2 separate regions of the Mus musculus genome follow, and region 1 is linked to region 2. A link is a loop called in an ENCODE intact Hi-C map of the cell type or tissue named here. Cell type or tissue: gastrocnemius. All regions are shown on one strand. Each heading gives the region's core, and the rest is flanking DNA. Links, peaks and the distances in the headings are about the cores only.

Evidence for each region. A loop is a pair of places that touch in the nucleus more often than their neighbours do. Peaks named below come from ENCODE experiments on the same cell type or tissue, not always from the same donor. Only the 100,000 strongest peaks of a DNase experiment are listed, where the experiment ranks them.
Region 1: it touches region 2 in a loop (2.8-fold over the local background); 3 of 42 quality-filtered maps call a loop at or near these places.

Annotation. Positions count from the first base shown.
Region 1 is chr17:46,277,811-46,287,944 of GRCm38, reverse strand. It overlaps Tjap1 (tight junction associated protein 1), which reads left to right and starts at 4,919. Exons shown (of 10, transcript NM_001252474.1): 1 at 4,919-4,985; 2 at 5,506-5,599. In gastrocnemius, for the core only: no CTCF peak of the experiment used is centred there; DNase peaks (open chromatin) are centred at 3,145 and 4,903; H3K4me3 peaks cover 2,083 bases; H3K27ac peaks cover 3,786 bases.
Region 2 is chr17:46,379,379-46,389,512 of GRCm38, reverse strand. It overlaps Zfp318 (zinc finger protein 318), which reads right to left and starts at 5,747. Exons shown (of 10, transcript NM_207671.4): 1 at 5,183-5,747; 2 at 2,650-2,801. The coding sequence starts at 5,674. In gastrocnemius, for the core only: CTCF peaks have their summits at 5,696 and 5,901; DNase peaks (open chromatin) are centred at 5,210 and 6,005; H3K4me3 peaks cover 2,567 bases; H3K27ac peaks cover 2,233 bases.

The DNA.
Region 1 (10,134 bases), core at 647-8,646, 100 kb after region 2:
GAGGGAGATTATCCAGGAAGTGCATCTCTCAGGGGGCAATCTGCCAGCAGAGGGGCCCTTGAGTCCTACAACAAATGTTGTAAGCAGCCTCCCTCTGGCTGTTTCCTGTTTTCCACCCACCCCCATCCTACCTCTGAAGCATCATCAGAGCCAGCTGTTCAAGAGCTGAAATCCAAGTCCAGCCATTGTTCCCCACTTTTGGCTAGCGCGGCGCGCGCGCGCGCGTGTGTGTGTGTGTGTGTGTGTGTGTGTGTGTGTGTGTGTGTGTGTGTGTTACTGGAACCCATTGTGTGCCTCAAGGACTGTTTTACCTGTTGTGCAAAGTCTTAGGCCCTGGATGTCCTGCTTGGGATACCTGGAATTTCCTGCCCAGGGCACGGGAGGAGGCTGTGTTAGGATGGGTGGATGCTGAGAGCAGGCATGAGTGTTGAGGAGTGATAGGGAAGAGGGGTCTTGCCTGATGACCAGTTGAATATGCTCTTTTTTAAAATGGCAAGAGAAGGACCACTTAGACCCTAAGCATGTTCAGACGCATGTTCACAGACTTGGCAGGACGGGGAGTCACTCATCCAGACAGTGAGGGAAAGGTACAGCAGCACCAAGTGTTCACATGCATGTCTCTGCCACCTGCACTGCCTAAGGTGAATGAGGGGGTGACCCAGGCCCCAGGTGGGAGTGACTCAGCCTCCCTAGCCGCTGTTCCAGGTATCATTCCCGGATGCTTCTGGAACCTGGAGCCCCTTTTTCTGCTTTTCCTGTAGAAACAACTGTTGAGTTTACAAGAGAGCAGAATTTCCAAGGCCAAGTCTCACACACTGACCTGGAGTGGATAGGGGGTGGGGGTTGGGGGTTGGGGGTGGGGGAAGGCCTGCTGATTTGGCAGAGATGGGACAGAATCATCCAGCCTTACTGCTGCCTGCATAGCCAAACAGAATCCATTTCTATCTCTATAAATGTGACTACTAGGTCACTAAAATAACAGCAGTTGTTTGTTTGTTTGTTTATAGTGCTGGGAGCCTCCATCCATTTCTATCTCTATAAATGTGACTACTAGGTCACTAAAATAACAGCAGTTGTGTATTTATTTGTTTATTTATTTATTTATTTATAGTGCTGGGAGCCTCCCATGTGACCAGCAAGTACCCTACTGTTGAGCTACATCCTCTATCCCCTTTTGTGTTTTCTGCTTTAAGTCACGCAAGCTGCCCTTGACCTTGTGATCTGATCTCTGTGCCTCAGGATCCCTAGTAGCTGTGATTTACCGGCCTGTGACACCAGGGTGGGCTCCTGTTGTCCTCGACTAGCTCGCTTACCATAATGTCCCCTAAGTCTGTGTATGCTGTACACACGTGAGGGCCTCACAGCGTAACACAGGCTGAAGCTGTCTATGGAAGCCAGACTGTCCTTGAAATCACCGCGATCTTTCTGCTTCCATCTCTTGGATGTTGACATTACTGAAGACATGTTTAGTCTTCGCTAAGAAAGTCACTTGAAGTGCGCCATACCCAGGTGTGGGCTTGGGCTCCTGGAGGAGCTGTGGCCTCTCTTCATTTCTCCTGCTTTGCTTTTGGCTTTCTTTTGCTGCTGCAATACCTTCATACACAGCTAAAATTATATTTCTTAACCTTCCGACAAACTCAATATCCTAAGGTTGGAAAAAGACAATGTATGTAGCAAAACTTTATGCACCATAGATTTCATTAGAAGGAAGTTAGGAAGGAGCTATGGACAACTGAAACTTTAGGAAATTAACTGATCATTATCTTTTGAAATGATCTTTTTTGTTGGGTTTCAGGTTTTGAGACAGGGGCTCATGGAACTTAGGCTTGTCTTTAACTCTGCGCAGCCTAGAATGCTCTTGATCATCTTGTGCTGTCTCTACTTCCATCCTTCCAGGCCCCTTCTCCCCACCCACGTGGTACAGCTCTAGGGATGCAAGAACACACCTGGCTCTGAAACAATCTTCAATGCCTCTCTGTAGCAGGGAACTGAGCTAATTCAGGTGTTCTCTGTGTCCAACCAACGTCACAAAGAGGGGGTACAGCAGCCTCCTGGATTCAAATTCTGAGCTTGTGATATTATTTATTTACTTATTTTCAAATAAGTTTTCTCTGTACAACAGCCCTTCCTGTCCTGGAACATCGTTTGTAGACCAGGTTGGTCTTGAATGTACACAGATCCACCTGCTTCTGCCTCTAGAGTACTGGGATAAAAGTCGTGCACCACTATCATCTGGCTAAAGGTTTTGTTTATAAACTTTTTTTTTAAGTCAATTTATCTTCATTTTGAGCCTGTGTTATCCTCTCTCAGCAAACGGCACATTTTAAAAGTGCTGAGTGAGCAGTTTAAAGGGAACCGAATGGAGCTGTGTAATGGTCAGGAGCCAGTTTGTCCTGTTTTAGGTGGGAAGGATTGAAACAGGTTCTTAATTATACCAAGTTATAATTGTTATGAAAGCTACCCCCGAGCTACACCTCCAGCCCCTTATTTCGAGTTTCATAAAAAAAAACAAAACAAAACAAAAAAAACTATGTGATCAATTTTATCAGTGTAATCTTGTTTTCGAAACTATATGTGATAGAAGAGCACAGGGGGTGATGGGAAATATAGTGTGGGATTCCAGCAAGGCACTGTGTTGCTTACCGCCAATTGGGGCACTGGGGAGTCAGAGGTCCGTGTACTTCTGAGTTTGAAGCCAGTCTGGTGTTCATAGTGAGTTCCTGGACAGTTGGAGCTATGTAGAGAGACCCTGTTTTGTTTTTGTTGATTTTTTTAAAATAATAAAACAATGCAAACAAAAAAAGAAAAGGATGTGGGACTCTGTCCTCTAGAGACCTGGGATCCTCTGGGAGGTTTTATTTGTGTGTGCTGACTGGGGAGGGTAGTAGAAACCAGCTCACCCAGGGACTGACCCAGCTCCCATCTTGGGCCAGGGAAATGGGACACCTCTGTGCTATGAAATGTTGATGAGCTATAGAGGGGACCTCGCAGGAGTAGCAGATGGAATTCCTGGACGATTGTTCCGGCTGTCACCAGAGAAGACTGGCAGGAAGGAGAGCTGGATAATTTATGGAGGGACAGATGCTGAGGCTTCTCCGGAACCATCTGGTCAAGCGGGGCCTGGGCTTGGGGTAGATTGATGTCTTTAGGTCAGAGCAAACTGGTTGGCCACGAGTCCTCCCTGTTTCCTTTACCTGGCTTCTTCTAGTCCTGGAGTCTTTTCAAAAGGGCCGTGCTCCCTGAGGACACAGAGGCAGACTTCCAGCTGACTCCCCTCTCAGGTTCTCCTTTGTTGCAGGGTTTGGCCTTGCCACCATCCCCGCCAGGGCCCAGAGGTGTCTTGGGGCGGGGGGTGGGGCATGACTCTTCTTTCCCACTGCTAGATTCCAGAATCTTCCAGCCACTCACTTCCAGATCATTTATTGAATAACAAATCTTTACTGAGTACCTACTTTGGTGCAAACAATTTAGACACTAAGGGCACTGTGCTGAATGAGGAAAAAAATTAGGAGTTTTCATGATAGTAGGACAGATGGTCAGTAAACAAAGAAAGATTTAATATGATGTCAGATAATAATGGTCTCCATGTGAGTAAACGTTAAATGAAGCAGTTGGGTGTGTGTGTGTGTGTGTGTGTGTGTGTGTGTGACTGGGATCCTGAATGACCACAGACGTGATCATTTGAACAAGGACACACCTGTTGGTGACTCCCTAGAAGGAGAACATTCCAGCCACAGGAAACAGAAAGCCGGAAGCCTCAACATGCTTAGCAGGCCCCAGGAAAACCTGCTGCCTAACCACTGTTGTGGGCTGTGCACCTGCTATGGGACATCCACACGTGCTCTTTGACTTGAAGAGACGTTAGGGCAAAGGGACGCAGCAAGTAAAACAACAACTCTGGAACCGGAGAGGTGCTCAGCCGTGAAGAGCATCTGCTGCCCTTGCAGAGGACCCAAGGTCAGCTCCCAGCACCTACATGGTGGTTCACAACTGCCTATAACTCCATTTCCCGGTGATGCCATACCCTTTTCTGACCTCTACAGGCTCCTGCATGCACATACAGAGACGTGGGCACATACACATAAAGTAAACTCATAAATAATTATGGTACAGGATATCTGTTATAAAGTTCGGTGTAACTAGTTAGAGCCGTCTAGTAAAAGGAGCTTCAAAGAGAAGGCTTTTTGGAAGCGTTGACAGTTTAAGAATGGCAACTGAAAACTGGGCCTACCGTCTAATACCCGTAATACCAGGTGCGTCTCGATGCTTGCCTGGGCTACATAATGAATTTGAAGTCAGCCTGGGCTGACTCTCCCCTCCCTCCAAAAACAGTATAAAATTGACCTCCTGAGTGGAGGAACTGGATTGCAGATCTCAAGGCTTGATTTTCTGATAACACAAGACAATTTAAGAACCTGAAGACTTTTGGGAGAGGTGGGAAGCACGGTTGAAAAGGGTGGTAGAGACTGGGTCGTGCGTTATCTTCCGTTGAGATGAAAAGCTGGCATTTTCCTTTGCCTTGTGTGGCACCCTGAAGTCAGAAGCCAGAGGCTCTCTGTGAGTTCAAGGTACAAAGTGAGTTCACATTCCAAGGCCAGCCAATGAGGCCTGATGGGTGGGAGTGGCAATGAGAGTCGGGGTACGTGGAGGGGTGTGTTGGTATTTTTCTTTGTATACGAAGCATCTTGTATTTTTTAAGCGTTGTTCTCTATTTTTTCCCACAGTACCAGCCTTTTCCCCTTTCTCACTGTTGAGTCCTACTTCCAACACCGACTTCCTTCTTCCCTTACCAGGTCTGCAAAGGAGGAGATTCCCACTTTCCCAGCATCACCAGGAGTCCTAACGCTTTACCCCGAGGCCCCGCCCCCAGGCCCGCCCCTCCGATGACGCACGGCGCCCGGTGCGTGGGGATTCCCGCGGTCCAGGCCCCTACCCGGCCTGCCCCGCGGCAAGATGGCTGCCTGAAGGAGAGGCCCCGGCAGAAAGTTTGTTGTGGGATTTTTGAGTAGTCGCGCTGGGTGGCGAGAGTTGAGGGGGTTTGCGGAACTCTAGCATGGAGTAGAGATGGAGGGAGGGAACAGCTCCGAGGTGGAGAACTAGGATGCCAGGATGGAGGAGGGTTGGAGGCGGAAAGAAAAAAAAATGCCGATGGGGGCGGAGGGGAGGGAGCCTGGAATTTGGTGGCAGCCCTAGGGGAGGAGATGGGGCGGGGGTGGGGGGTAGCCAGAAATAGGTGTGGTTCGGCTTCTGGAGGAGCAATCGCTCACGGATTGAAAAAGTTACTTCTCTCAGAGTAAGGAAGCCTGGAGCGCGAGGCAGAGGCCTGACTCCCCCAGGCCGGTGGGAGGGGAGATGGCTCTCGTAGTCGGGAAGGGGTAGGAGTGAGATGTGGAGCGTGCAGGGCGGGTCTCCCAAGGAGGGGACCGAAGCCAGTCGTGTGACCCTCTTCCAGGCTTAGATTAGCCTTACCCATAGCCCCTATAGCAACGTCTGCCCCCATTTCAGCTTGAAGACCCAAGGGCCCCAGGGACTGGAAGAAATCACATTGCCTGCTTGGAAAGAAGAGGTAGCAACTTGCCCCAGCCCAACCCCAGAGCGGGTAAGATGGTTTGCAGAGGCAGGGTTTTGAGCGATAATCTCCCTGGGAGAGGATCCATGGATTTGGTGAATCAGTTAATCCGAGAAGTTTGCTTGCTCTTCTACAGAGGTTTTTGTTTTTTGTTTTTTTGTTTTTTGTTTTGACTGTGATCTTTAGTTGGTGTTTGGTAAGACTGCTGGCTACCTTGTGGGAGCTGGTGTAGAGTTGAGTGTTGCTTGCCTTCAGCTGTATAAACAACTCTGGGCAAGTAGACGGTCCACTAAAAATAGTCTTCCTTTCTTAATTGTTTTGTTTATTGTTTTTTGAGATAGGGTCTCACAGGGTAGCTCTTCCTGGCCTGGAACTCTCTATGCAGAGTGAGCTGAAAGTATTCTGGCGGATTCTTGTCACAAAGCAGCTCCCTGTTTGTGTTACCATGTCTTCTTCCATTTTCCCCCTCAAGTTGTCAAATGTGCCATTCTGCCTGGAAGTAGTAGACCTGCGGTGGGTGGCAGACGATGGGGAGTCACAATCAACTTTCTGATGGGGTTCACCGACGTTTAGGTCATTTCTATGAGCAGCTCCCGAATTCACTCCTGGTGCATGTCTGCTTTGGCATTTTTTTTTCCTTTTTGGTAAGAAGATGTTATTGGTGTTCCTTGGTTGTGGCCTGGGGGAGCTGTGTCCCAGGTGAGGGAAAGTCGGGCTAGGACTCAGATGAGCTTCCATGGGCAGGGGTCAGTGTGACCTGGGGAAAGTTGTGAACACTCTTTATCCCTGACAATCCCCCATAAACATGTCACTTTGCAGCTGTATTGGTGAGCTAGAGGCAGGAAAAATTACAGAACGTGCCCTTTTCTGGTTAGCATTCTCTTCATCTTTTCTATGTGCTTTAGCAGATCTCATTTAAAAAAGAAAAGGCAATCTCTGTACTCAGAGGGAGCCTGGTCTTCCATGTAGTGAACTTACTGCTGGAGAGAAAGGGGCCTGAAGGCTGAGAGTATTAATACAGTCTTCACTATGTTGCTGCCCCGGGGCAGATAGAGTTGTGAGCCTGCCTCTGACATTTGAGGTTTTTGTTGTTGTTAGTGGGGTTTTTTTGTTTTGATTTGTTTTGTTTGTTTGTTACTGTTTTTGAGTCAGGGTCTTACTGTGTAGTTCTGGCTGGCCTAGAACTCTTCAGGCTGACCTTAAACTCATGAACACACAATGCCTAGCTTAGTTTATTTTAAATATTGTAATTAAAGTATTTTTATTTTATGTTTGTGAGTGTTTTGGCTGCAGATATATTTGTATACCAGATGTGTGCCTAGTGCCCATGAAGGCCAGAAGAGGTATCCTATCCCTTGGATCTGGAGTTCCAGATGGTGATAAGGTGCCATGTAGGCGCTGGGAATTGAACCCACTTCTAGAAGACCAGCTAGTGCCCTTAACTGCTAAGCCATTTCTCATGGGTTTGTGTGTGCCTGAGTATGTATGTGCACCATGTGTTTTCAGGAGCTCTCAGACTGCAGAAAGGGGCATCTGAGAGCTGCCTTATGGGAACTGAACCCAGGTCTTCTGCAGAACAGTAAACACGCTTAATTGCTGAGCATTCTCTCCAGCCCCCAATTAGCTTTTTTGTTTTTTAAGAAGACAGTTTCACTCTGACCCAGTCTAGCCTCGAACCCATTGTAAAACTCAGGCTGGTCTTGAACTTAATGGCCGTTCATTTCCTGATGTGTCTTCCTCCAGGTTGCTGGGATTATAGACATAAATGACTGTGGCCAGCTTGTGAGGTTTTTTTTTTTGGTCTGTTTTTCTCTTTTCTTCTTTGAGGCAGTTTTGCTGTATTGCCTGGGCTAACCTCAGACTCTGGGGCTCGAGTGATCCTTCTACATCAGCATCTCAAGTAGCTGGGTCTACGGGAGTGCAGCACTGTGCCCGGTGGAATCAGCTTTCTTATTAAAGTGTATGTGGGGGCCTGCTTGTGTGTGATGAGTGGATCGGGAGGTCTGGCTTTGTCGAGATGCTCTCACTAATCATGTCTTGTTCGCTGCATGCATATTCCTACCACCAAACGTTCACTCGAGGCGGAGGCCTTCAGTCAGAGCCGCTAGTCTAGCTGCAGTGTGCCCAGGGGCTCAAGGACTGAGGAGATTCAGCTTCAGATTCCTTTCTAGAAGTTTGGGAACCCTTTTTCTTTTCCCCCTGAAGAGAATTTGTGTGTATGGTTCCTTGGGAATTGTAATCAGTTAGAATTGTGTGATAGCCAGGCACGGTAGCACACACCTATAATTCTAGCATGCAGGAGGCTGAGGAAAGAGGATTGGTAGTTTGAGGCCAGCCTTGTCTACATAGACCCTGTTTCTGAGGAAAGAAGAGAAAGAGAGAGAAAAAAGGGGGAAAAGAGCAGTACGTTGAATGTTGAGCAGCTAAGAGAATTGAGCTGGTATACACTAGTGACTTTAGTATTCGACCATGGAGGCAGAAGGATCAGGAGTTCGAAACTGTCCTTAAGTTACATAACGTATTTGAGGCTAGCCTAGGCTACTTGGAACCTGTTTCAAAAACAAAAGAACAAAAACTGATACACAGAGCTAGCTTGCTAGTTGGATCCCAACTGTGGCTGTTTGACTTACCTATCTATCTTTCTTTCTTTTTTTTTGGTTTTTAGAGACAGGGTTTCTCTGTATAGCCTTGGCTGTCCTGGAACTCACGCTGTAGACCAGGCTGGCCTTGAACTCAGAAATCCGCCAGCCTCTGCCTCCCGAGTGCTGGGATTAAAGGCGTGCGCCACCACTGCCCGACTTGTTTGACCTTTCTTAATTGCATAGTTCTATGCACCTCAGTTTCTCATTGCTCAGTGGAGGTAGTAAGAGTACCTATCTCATATGTGTTGTAAAGGTTCATGAATGTGCTTCAACTCTCCCTGACGCCTGATAAAATACTGTTATGCTCGTCGGATCCCTGCGATTGGCCCTGTGATTGATGGAGGATTTGTACCGGTGGGCTGCTAGCCTGATGCTACAAAGATGCAGTGCCACCTTTTAAGCTGCGTAAGGCGATGTCAGGATGCTGAGGCTGGAAGTTTTTGTCTTTGCTGGGGAGCAGGAATACTGAGGACGTTCTCTTCTGGAAGCACTCTGCGTGCAATAGCTACTTTTTTGAGTAGCAGATATATGAAGAAGATCTGCTGTTTACCGTCCTATTTCACAGATAAAGAAATGAAGTACAGTGGTTGAGTCATTTATTCAAGGATCCCCAGTTAGTAAGTGGCAGGGCCCTGCAGGATGTGAACTCAGGATAACTTGTTTCAGCAATTGAATGAACTAGTTTATTTGGATATATATGTAATATGTGTGTGTGTGTGTGTAATAAGTTAAAAAAATTGTTTTGGGGCTAGGCCTTGTGTACATCTTTATTCCTGGTACTCAAGAGGCAGAGGCAGTTGGATCTCTGTGGTTTTGAGGCCAGCCTGGTCTACTTAGCAAGTTCCAGGCCAGCCAGGGCTGCATAGTCATCATCATTACTATTTTTAAAACTATTTGTTTTGTTTTTAATTAGAAGGTAGAGGTGACGATCATCCTGGACTAGAGTTACGCGTGGTTGTGAACCACTTGCTGTGCCTTCTGGGACTTGAACTCTGGAAGAACAGTACATACCCCTAACTGCTGAGAGAACCTCTCTAGCCCCTCCCCACTCAGGCATTTGTATTTATGTGACGTTACCTTTTTTGTGGCCCAGCTAGCCACAGCCTCCTGTGCTCATTGATAGGTGGTTCTGAACCCTTGGCCTTCACATAGGCTAGGCATGTACTCCACCCAACTGAATCCCCAGTGCCTCCTGGGTTTTAAAGTTGATCCCTTCGCCTCAGCTTCCAGGGTGGCCGCACCGCGGGCATGGCGTATGTGCAGTTAATTTAGATATGCCTAGAGGAGACCTGTCTCTTGTTTGCTTCACTGTCTCCCTCAGTTCGTGTTTGCCTGTCCTGTTGGCTCCGTATACACCCATGGGAGACGGAGTTTGGGTGTATAGACATCTTTTCTGGGACTCTGCCCTTACCTTCTGTTTACTCTTAGAAATAATACACCATGCAGAGCCAGTGCAGAGGAAGGCCGGTCCTCTCCTTCCAGAACTCAGTTTAGTGACTGCCCTTTACACAACCTTGGGCCTTTGTGAGCGAGCAGACTGACATTGGGATCCACTCTGACTCAGGCATGGTGGTGGAGCCCTGGCCAGAGACAGACAGGCTAGCCAGGGCCACATCTCAAAGCAGCCCTGCACTCTAGCATAGATTAAAGAGGGATGTATTCCTTTGTGTAATTTAGACATAAACCCTAAGGATGGTGTTTGGTTTTGATTACTGACATGCGGAGATAAAGTACCCACAGTATTAAATTCATAGACTGTATGTAATCATTCTTTTAAAAATAGCAACCTATGCAGAGAAAAAAATAGGTGACATTTTAAATAGCTTCTTCTCTCAGCGTTTGGTGAAAATGGAAAACAGATGTTCCTGTCCTGAAGCTGTGCTGCCTGGTGAAGGCCCCGGTGTAGGGTGTGAGTTTCTTCTC
Region 2 (10,134 bases), core at 1,154-9,153:
GTTCCTGTCCTGACTTCCTTCAGTGATGGACTACAATTTGGAAAGATAAGCCAAGTCCTTTCCTTTTCAATTTTGCTTTTGGTCATGATGTTTCATCATAATAGAAATCCTAAGTCACTTGGCTGTTACCTAAAAACCTAATTAACAAGACTTGACAGATTCAATAAAAGAGAAAAAAAAATTAACATGGTCTATTAGAAATAAAGATTTTATTTAAAAAAGTGTGTGTTTCTGTGTCTGTGCACAGCTATGTGCACCTGAGTACAGGTGGTGTTGAAGGCCAGATGTGGGCACTGGATTCCTTGGAACTGGACTTACAGGTCTGTATTTGGTTTTGAGTTGCTGGAAATGGGTTCTAGAAACTGAACTCCTGTCCTCTGCAAGAGCAGCCAAGTGGTTTTAACCACCAAGTCATTTCTCTAGCCCTGAAAATGGTCTATTCAATTAGCCGAAGACTAGACCCACCATCAGGAAACATAACGAATATGCTAATGGCGCTACAACCTGATTTTACTGGACACTAATCCATACAAAAAGTAATCACACCTGGCAGTATGGTGCACTCCGAACTCTGAGTTTGAGGTCAGCCTGGTCTACAAAGTTCCGGGATACCTAAGGCTACACAGAAAAACCCTGTCCTGAAAAAACAACAACAAAAAAAGTAACCACAAACACGCAGGTGATAAAAATATAAAAAAACAACCCAACAGTTCTCATGTAGACCCTTATCTCACTTTCTCTAAAACACATGATTCTGGAAGCATTATAGTTCTAAACATTTTATGAGGAAAATTAACTTTTTATTACTTAAAAAGAGAGTTGTTGCCAGGCAGTGGTGGCGCATGCCTTTAATCCCAGCACTTGGGAGGCAGAGGCAGGCGGATTTCTGAGTTCTAGGATAGCCAGGGCTATACAGAGAAACCCTGTCTCAAAAACAAAAACAAAACAAAACAAAATGAGAGGTGGGGGAGGTTAGTTATCAGAAGCATATACCCATAACAAAGAGGAAATACAGTCTAAGTACCACAAAAACCAGCAAGGAAGGAAGAGACTCACACCCTGTACCATCACCCCGGGGAGTCCACCTACTCAATCATCTCCCAAAATAGAAGCAGACGGAAGGGCAAGAACCATTGACTCAATTAGGATCCAGTCAGATACCTCGAAGCTCAACCTTCAGAAGTTTCTGTGCTATATGACTGTCCTCCCTTGCTTCACTGCACCCATAGCCAGTGGAGCTTAAAGTAAATATCACTATCCTCAGATTTCCAGCCCAGCTGTGCCTATCTGCCTGCCTGTACACTATACAACACTCAACAATGCCTGTAACAAACACTATTTCCTTGATTGATTACTATGAGTTACTTATGAAAACTCCACTGTGTTAGACAGAGATTTTGACAGACATGCTAAGATGGAGAACAGGCTGTCCTGCACTCCCATCCATACCTTTTTCCTTTTGTGAGGTAATAAAGTTATTTAATCCTCATATATAACTTTTAGTAATTAAGGTCTACATTCAACACTGTATAGTTTACTTTTCCTTAGCACTCAAGAACTGTAAGCAGTAATCACACAAAAACCTTAAAGATCTCTAGCTTTCTATTACTGCTTCATACATTTAATATACACACATGCATTATTTACTTAAATGCTTTCAGGATCTATATTCTGGCCTGAATATGCTAAAAAAAATCATTAAAAACTAATTTTGGCCAGGCGTGGTGGTGCACGCCTTTGATCCCAGCACTCAGGAGGCAGAGGCAGGCAGATTTCCAAGTTCGAGGCCAGCCTGGTCTACAAAGTGAATTCCAGGACAGCCAGGGCTACACAGAGAAATCCTGTCTCAAAAAACAAAAACAAAACAAAAACAAAGCTAATTTTGTAGTTGAATGTTGGGGTCATGCTTGTAATCTCAGCATTCAGGAAGCAGAGCAGGAAGATTTTTGTTGAGTTCCAGGTCAGCCAGCCAGGGCTACACACACTGTCCCATACCTTAAAAAAGCCAAGTAGACTACCACAAGCCTTTAATCCCAGCACTGGGAAGCAGAGGCAGAACTCTGTAAGTTCAAACTCATCCAGGGCTATAGTAAAATTAAATCCTCCATCAATAAGAAAACTTTAAACATTGTATACAGTGGGGCCTATGCCTTTAATCCCAGCACTTGGGAAGCAGAAGCAAGAGGATCTCTGAGGCCAGTCTGGTCTACCGACTGAGTTTCAAGACAGACAGGATACACAGAGAAACCCTCTCTTTAAAAAAAAAAAGAAGAGGAGAAGGAGGAGGGAGAGGAAGAAGAAGAGGAAGAGGAGGAGGGAAAAAAAAGAGACTTTCCATTTTGTCCAAAACCTTCATTGTATAAGGGGATCTTTTTAGATTTTAATCCAATATTTGATTTATGTTCCCTTAGCTTCTCTTTCTACTTGTACCATGATGTTCTTTTTCTAGCATACATTATATTCAGAAACAGAATCTATATCAACATACTCTTCCCACTCAGAAAGCCTTTTCCAGTGTTCTATCTTCCACTGGACACAGATACTGTTTGACTTCAGTGCTGGCACCAACTTTCAGATACATCACTCAGAAAACAACAATATTCTGCCTTCCAGAGCAAGTATGGTGCACCTGCCATAGCTGAAGCCTACCTGTCCATGTCCTGCAGACCATCCACTGGAGATCCCAGCCGGTCACTGAGCCGCCGCCGCTCTGGTGTGCTAACACAGAAGTGGTCATTGCCAACTGTGATCCTTAAACTCTCCTCCAAAGAAGAATCAGAACACAGACCAGGAGAACGTCTCTACAAAAAGTTAAAACAAAAGTGAAAACATGAACACATCTCTATGCCCAAAATGTTCTCCTTACTTATAAAATTGTTGTCTATCACGGTAAGGGACCATTCTACAATAAAAAAGAATTTAGAAGTTTCCTTAAGAGGAAAAAAATCTCTTGAGACAGTTTCTGTATAGCCCTGGCTGTCCTAGAATTCACTCTGTAGACCAGGCTGGCCTTGAACTCAGATCCACCTGCCTCTTGTTTCCCCAGTGTAAAGGCGTGCACCACCACCCTGAGAGAGGAGAGGGTGAGTTTATATTCTCCACTCATTCCTAAAAATTGTCCACTGTGTAGCAGAGGCTACACAGAAAGATTCTGTCTCAAAAAACCAAAGGGGGGGGGTGGGGAAACAGGACCTCTTTTTGTATGAAACATGGGAATAGCCAAGTAAAAATCCTGGCTCTCAGGACATAGACACACACACATTCACACACACACACACATATATGTCTAACTAAAGGAGAAGAGGCAAAACCAATTATGTTTTAAGTACTTTAAAAGACAAGGAAAAGGAGGGATCACTCAAAAGAAGATGATTAGAGGTAGTATTTCTGGGATGCTGCTACTAAATCGAAGGCACATAGGTCCTTCAAAGAAAAGCACATGTTTCAGGCCAAAGGAAACAGCTCAGGAATGAATCAGTATGCTTTGGGTAACAGAAAAGAGGCCAGGACAGCTGCAGCAATGTCACAGAGAAAAGAGAGACAAAATTAGGAAATTTGGATTTGATAATGTGATAAGAGGCACAGGAGGGTTTCAAGCATTAAAGTCATGTGAGCCAACTACAATTTCCCTCCTGATGCTTGGACTACTTGATCTCTTATCTCTTACGGTCTTAATCAAAGACTCACTTCTCATGAGGCTTTTTTCCTTGAAATTGTAACTTGATTTTGGTTTTAGCCCTTAATCACATTGAACACACCACGGAATTTCTAACTTCATCTATTTATCGTAACTGTATCTAATTCATGGCAGATGCTCAATAGATGCTTATTAAATGTATAAAATGAAGGCTGAAAATCAGTGTGGAGGCTCCAGTTAAGAGTGAGTTCCTCCAAAGGACCAGGCACTCAACCATCTTGCTGACAACCATCTCCAAGGAATCCAAAGCCTCCACAACATCTGCACTCCCACATATATACCTCATTCACAGGTACACCTGAACACACACTATTCAAAATATTTTTAAAAATCAATTTGATGGCTGAACACAGAAAAGATAAATGGTGAGTAGCAAGGCTCAATTACGAAGAAGGCAACTGTACCAATCTGAGGAAGAGGCAGCAGGGCCTTCAGAGTGGTGAGAGATGACAGGATAGCCTGGGGGCTTCCCTTGAAGCATGAGGTAAATGTTCGGGTGGTAAGAGAAAGCATTTTCCTATGGGACGGAGAACTGGAGCTGGAGTGAGTACAGCACCCAGAAGGGGGAGGCTGCAGTATTCTACTCGATTCCTCTCTAGTGAGGGCTTTGAGAAGTCTTCACAATGTGACAAATCAGTTTATGACCAGAACACTAGGGCACTGTAGTGCCAGCTGAGGGGTCACTATCACACCTGCACCTTTATTTAAAATTAGGATGCTAAGATTCCAAATCGGGTTTTACAGTTTTGTAAGCCCTACTGAGTACTACTCAGCTACACCCACCACAACCATAAATTAATCCCACATTTTGTCCCTCCAGCAGCAGCACATTTTAACATGTAAAATCGCAGGCTGTGAGAATCCAACATGTGAGCTGAACCACAGCTCCATCACTTGTGTGTCACCTTGATCAAGCTACTTAAACCTCTCTGAGCTGGTTCCTTGGCTGTGATAACACCTATTGCTATTGCTTTACCTCAAGGGACCGTGAGCCCTAAAAGATTGCTGGTAGCTGCTCTTGTGTCTCTAGCTGATGGCAGCAATCACAATGATTGATTATGCACACCTCTCGTCGGAATAACAGCTATAACTGAGACTCCATGACAGCTAAAGCATCCAGTCTGCTTTGGTTCAAGCTTTCCTCACTGGCCACCAGGCATTTCAGATGTTCTGCTAAACTCGGGCCTTAAAGCAACGAATTTGATCAAACCCAAAGGGAAACGCCAAAGCGCCAGTCAGTATGGATGAAATGCCCCTCGCCTTGGAGAACTTTTCCACATAGCAAGAGCGAAAGCCTCTTCCCCCTAGAAACCGGGCGTCCTGTTCTGTTCCAACACGGGTGACCGAACGGGTCCCGGGTCCGTTATTGTGTAAAGGAGGCACCCAGGACTGTCAGGGAGCGGGGAAGACTCGGACATTCGGACTCTGGCCTGAGGGCCCGGGGGCTGGGGACATGGGGGCAACATGGGCGAAGGGTGGGATTACCCGACTGCCGCCGCCGCCGCCTGGATGGTCTCCGCGGCCGTCCCGGGCGAAGTCGGCGCGGGACTCGCCTCGAATGCTGCCTCGGAAGCCACCCAGGCCAGGTGGGTAGTGTCGCCGGCTCCGCGGTGGCGACGGGGAGCCGCGACGGGCGCGCGGCGGGGACGGGGAGCCACGACGACCCCGCGGAGGGGATGGCGAGGCCCGGCGGCCGCGGGTCGGAGACGGTGAGGCCCGGCGGCCGCGGGGCGGGGACGGGGAGCCGCGACGACCCCGAGGCGGGGACGGCGAGGCCCAGCGGCCGCGGTGGCCTGAGGGCGAGCGGTGGCGGCGGGCGGGGAGCCGCAGCGAGGAGCAAGAGGGCGGCGGCGGCGACGAGGGGCGGCGTGTGGGGCCTGAGGAGGCGCCCACGGGACGGCCCGGCGGAGGGCCGCTCGCGCTGCCGTCTTTCGACCGGTGCGAAGAGACGGAGGAGCGGGAGCCACTGCGGTACATGGCTACCGGGAGCGCCGCGGACGCCGCTCGGGAGCGTGCCGCCACAGCCGCAGGCACCGCCGCCGCGGACACCGCAGCGCGCCGCCCTCGCGGACGGAGCGGCCCCCTCCCCGCGGCCCCGCCCCACCGGCCAGCGGTTGGAGGGCGCGGGTACGCGCCGACACGCCACACCCCCTCGTCCTCCCAGGCTCTCCCGCGGCTGGACGCGGAGAGCGGCCTCAGGAGCCGGGAGCCGTGGGGCGGAGCGCTGAGCCTGCGCGAGCACCAGGGGCGCGCGCCCTGAAGTGCGCAGGCCCCGCCTTTCGGCCCCGCGCAAAATGGCGACCGGCGAGCCGCCCACCCCCTACTCCCCCGGAGACCACGTGATGCAGAGAGACCACCCCTCTCCTCCTCCCGGCGCGGTGGGCGGGGCCGGAGAGCCCGGTGAGTGGGCGGGGCCAGGTTGTAGCGGAGGCCTCAGTAGCTTGGTTCCCAGGCTCCTGGAGCGTGCGTGCCCATAGCAATCCACCTGCTTTACAGAAATGATTATATATAGTGAGAAAGCAAACGACCCCCTACACTCACACCTAAACCCTGTCAGAAGCTACGAACCTCAACGAGTGTCCATCCCTTTTCCCCCAGAGGAAGCTTGACGTAGTCGGGTAACTTTCCAGTCCAATAACTTATAGAGGTTTAAATCGAGAAATGAGAAAGTACAGAAAAGTGAAAGTCAAACACAACAGACATCAGTAAAATTTCCAGATGTTCTAGCCAAGCATTACAGTAAAATGGTGGTGAAGGCCACTGTCGGAGCAACCCATACCGTGACAGGCCTGGCAAGTGTTTTGAGATATCAGTGGTGCAGAAACACATGGAGGCAAAAACTCATACACAGAAAATAGAAATAAATGTTTAAAAAGAAAAAGACAAGACCCTAAGGGTCAGTCAAAACATAGGAAAATAGGGCCTGGGTAGAGATGGCTCCGGAGGTCTTTTTTCTAGCACCTTCGTGGTAGTTCACAACCATTTGGGGCTCCAGTTTCAGAGGATCTCACACCATGAAAAAACCAAAAGTGAGGAAATATGTTGAACCTAGACAATAGCTTCATATTTTTCACCAGCTAAACATAAATCTTGAATTTGTGTAAAAATCACATTTCTGAGCCAGGCATTGGTGGCACAAACTTTTTAATCCTAGTACTCAGAGGCAGAATCAGGCAAATCTCAGAGTTCAAGGTCAACCTGGTCTACAGAGAGAATTCCAGGGCAGCCAGGGCTATACTGAGAAACCCTGTCTCGAAAAACAAAAAACAAAAACAAACAAACAAACAAAAAACACCAAAAAACAAGAATCAGATTTCTGAAAAGAAAAAAATATGACTTTGTTAATTTGTTTTTAAATTATGTTTAAAATATAAGCCGATTTGCTTATTTATAAATGTCATAAGCTTCCTATTTCAGAATAAAAATCTTGCTTCTGTCCCTTTTTTTTTGAGAGTCAGGTTTCACTATGCAGCCTTAACTGGTCTGGAATTTCCTATGTAGATCAGGCTAGCCTTGAAGTCATGGACCTCCCACCTGGCACCAGTATAAAAATGTTACCAGCTGTATTCCCTTACACTTGTTTGCTTTATCCTATATTATTGATATAATTTGTAAATATACGTTATTTTGATGAAAAAGCTAATCTACCAGAGGTATGTGCCCTGTCTTTATTATACTACCTATGTATGTATTTAGTTATCTCCATCTACTTTAGTAGACGAGGAAAGATAAATCACTATGTATATTTAGTTGAAGTCAATGCTTATTGTACATACTAGGGTCTCAGTTGCCTGAGGCTTGTCTCAAACTCAGTATGTATCAGAGGATGTCTTTGAACCCCTAATCCTCTGATTCTACTTCCTAAGTGCTGGGAATATAGATATGGAGTACCATTATTTAGAACCAAAATTAATACTTTTTTTCCTTTTTTTTTGTTTTTTTTTTTTTTTTGTTTTTTCAAAATGGTTTTTCTGTGTAGCCCTGGCTGTCCTGGAACTTGCTCTGTAGACCAGTGCTGGGATTAAGGGTTTATGCCACCACTGTCTGGCCAGAATCAATACATTTTAAATTGGGATTTGCTGTTCTAGTATTAACATTGTCTCCTATGTCTTTCTCCAATAATAAAGTGTTTAGGGGGGAGGTCCCCTTGTGGGTGGGACCATCTCTGGGCTGGTAGTCTTGGTTCTATAAAAGAGCAGGCTGAGCAAGCCAGTAAAGAACATCCGTCCATGGCCTCTGCATCAGCTCCTGCTTCCTGCCCTGCTTGAGTTCCAGTCCTGACTTCCTTGGTGATGAACAGCAATGTGGAAAGTGTAAGCTGAATAGACCCTTTCCTCCCCAGCTTGCTTCTTGGTCATGATGTTTGTGCAGGAACAGAAACCCTGACTAAGATACTTTAAGCAAAGGGCAAGTCTCTCCTTCTTGCCCTCCGTGCCTGCCCTCTGCAGATTAGTCCTGTGCCTCAATGGAAGTCTTTGCAGAGTCCTTTACTTTCCAACACTCTCTGGTATCGTGAACAGTAGTATTATTGCAGCATACAAATGTGCAGTCCAGGGTCCCAAAGCCTCCTGGGCACACACCTGGGTGACCAGGCTTATGAAGTGATTCTCACAGCCTTCCAAAGTTCCAGGCTCAAAACCAAACAAACCTTTAAACTTCCTTTCAGATAACAGCTCCACACTTGACGCCTGGTAAGATCAGGGAGTGGGTTAGACTTCTGTGGAAACTCTTTCTTCCCTGAGTGGAATGGTGGGAGAGGGAATGCAGAATCCAAAGGCAATTCTCCAACACGGTCCTCAGCTCTCCTCAACAGGCTGGATTAGGAACGCCAGGAGGCAGGCCGGTCCCCCATTTCTCACCGTGTCCCTCTGGGATGAAGGGATGGAGAACCCGACATCTACTAAGGGGCTTTCTGCCTTGGAGGCCTGTGCTGAAAGGTCAACGACAACAGGAAAGAATCTAATTAAAACCATCTCCCAGCTGTTGTCTGTCACCGAGTCGATGCATTCTTACTTGTCTTTTGATGAACATGGCTAAGAGCCTTCACACACCGTGGGCTGTCCTGTGGGACCCAAGTCACCTGACGAATCTCCCGTCCCTAATGTGATGATTTCCAGAAGTAGGGTTAGAGAAGGTGTGAAAGGCAAGGTGCTCTCAGTGTGGTTGTGCCTCATCAGAAGAGAAAGAGACATGGAAGTCTGTTGTTCTGCTGTGTGTGGTCACAGAGAAGACAGCCATGCACAAAGGAGAGAAGAAGCCTGAGCTGCTGACACCCCGATGTTGGACCTCTCAGACTCTACAACTATGAGAAGTAACTGTCTTTTACTATTATTTTGAGACAGGATCTTGCTTAGTTCTGGTTGGCTTCAGATTTGTAGCTGAAGATGCCCTTGGATGCCTGATCGCCCTGCCTCCCCAGGGCTTAGGGGTTGGTTACAGGCCTGTAAAGCACACAAGGCCTGAGAGACTGTCATTCTGTAGCCTGGGCAGGCCTGGAACTTACTGTATAGCCCGAGCTGACCTTGAGCTCATCACAGCCACCCTCCTGCTTCAGCCTCCCAAGTACTGGGATTACAGGTGCAAGCTGCCATGTCTTGTTAAATATCTATTATTCAAGCCTCTTGGACTAGGTACATTGTCATAGCATTCTGTTATGGTTTTAATATGAAACTGTCTCCCACAGCATTGCCTTGGAGACAATAGCTTGCCCTCGTCCCTTCCTGCATTCCATTCTCCAGTGCTGTGGTACCGATCTCTTTGTTCTGCCACATTCTTCGTGCCACGATAGACTAAATTGTCTAAAACTGAGGCAAAATGAAAAAAATCCTACCTATGTTATCTCCTCTCAGGTGTCTCTCACAGCAATGAGAGGCCAACCAGCACAGACAATGGGTATCTGAGAAGTCGAGTCAGTAATGGGGTTGTTTGCCTTGACCACGTGGTTCTTAAACCTTGGGAACTGATCTTTCTGGAGGAATTTGGAAATTCAGACTAGAAAAACCATAGACTATTTCATTTAGTGAGTAGTTTTTGTGTGAGCTCAGAAGACCAGAATACTAGCATGACCATGGACAGAAAAGGCTGTATTCATGAGATTCCAGGTCAAAACGAGGACTTTGTTGTGGACCAGACTAGAAGCCACTCATGTTACATCCTGGGAAGAAACATCTAAATTCTGTCCACATCCTGAGACTTTGTAGGAGGCTGAGTTAAAATGTGACAAATTCATCTCACGGAGGACATCAGTCTACGTGTGCAGAATGTGATGCAACATGGTTGCTTCTGTCTACTTTTAGTCAGACTTATAATTAGACTCTGTAGCAGACAGCAAATAAAGGTGACATGAGAAACTCGTACTTTGGTTAAGAAAAGCCAGAGCAAGACGAGATCAACAGCATCAAAGAGGACTGGGCGTGGCAGGACAGGCCTTCAGTCCC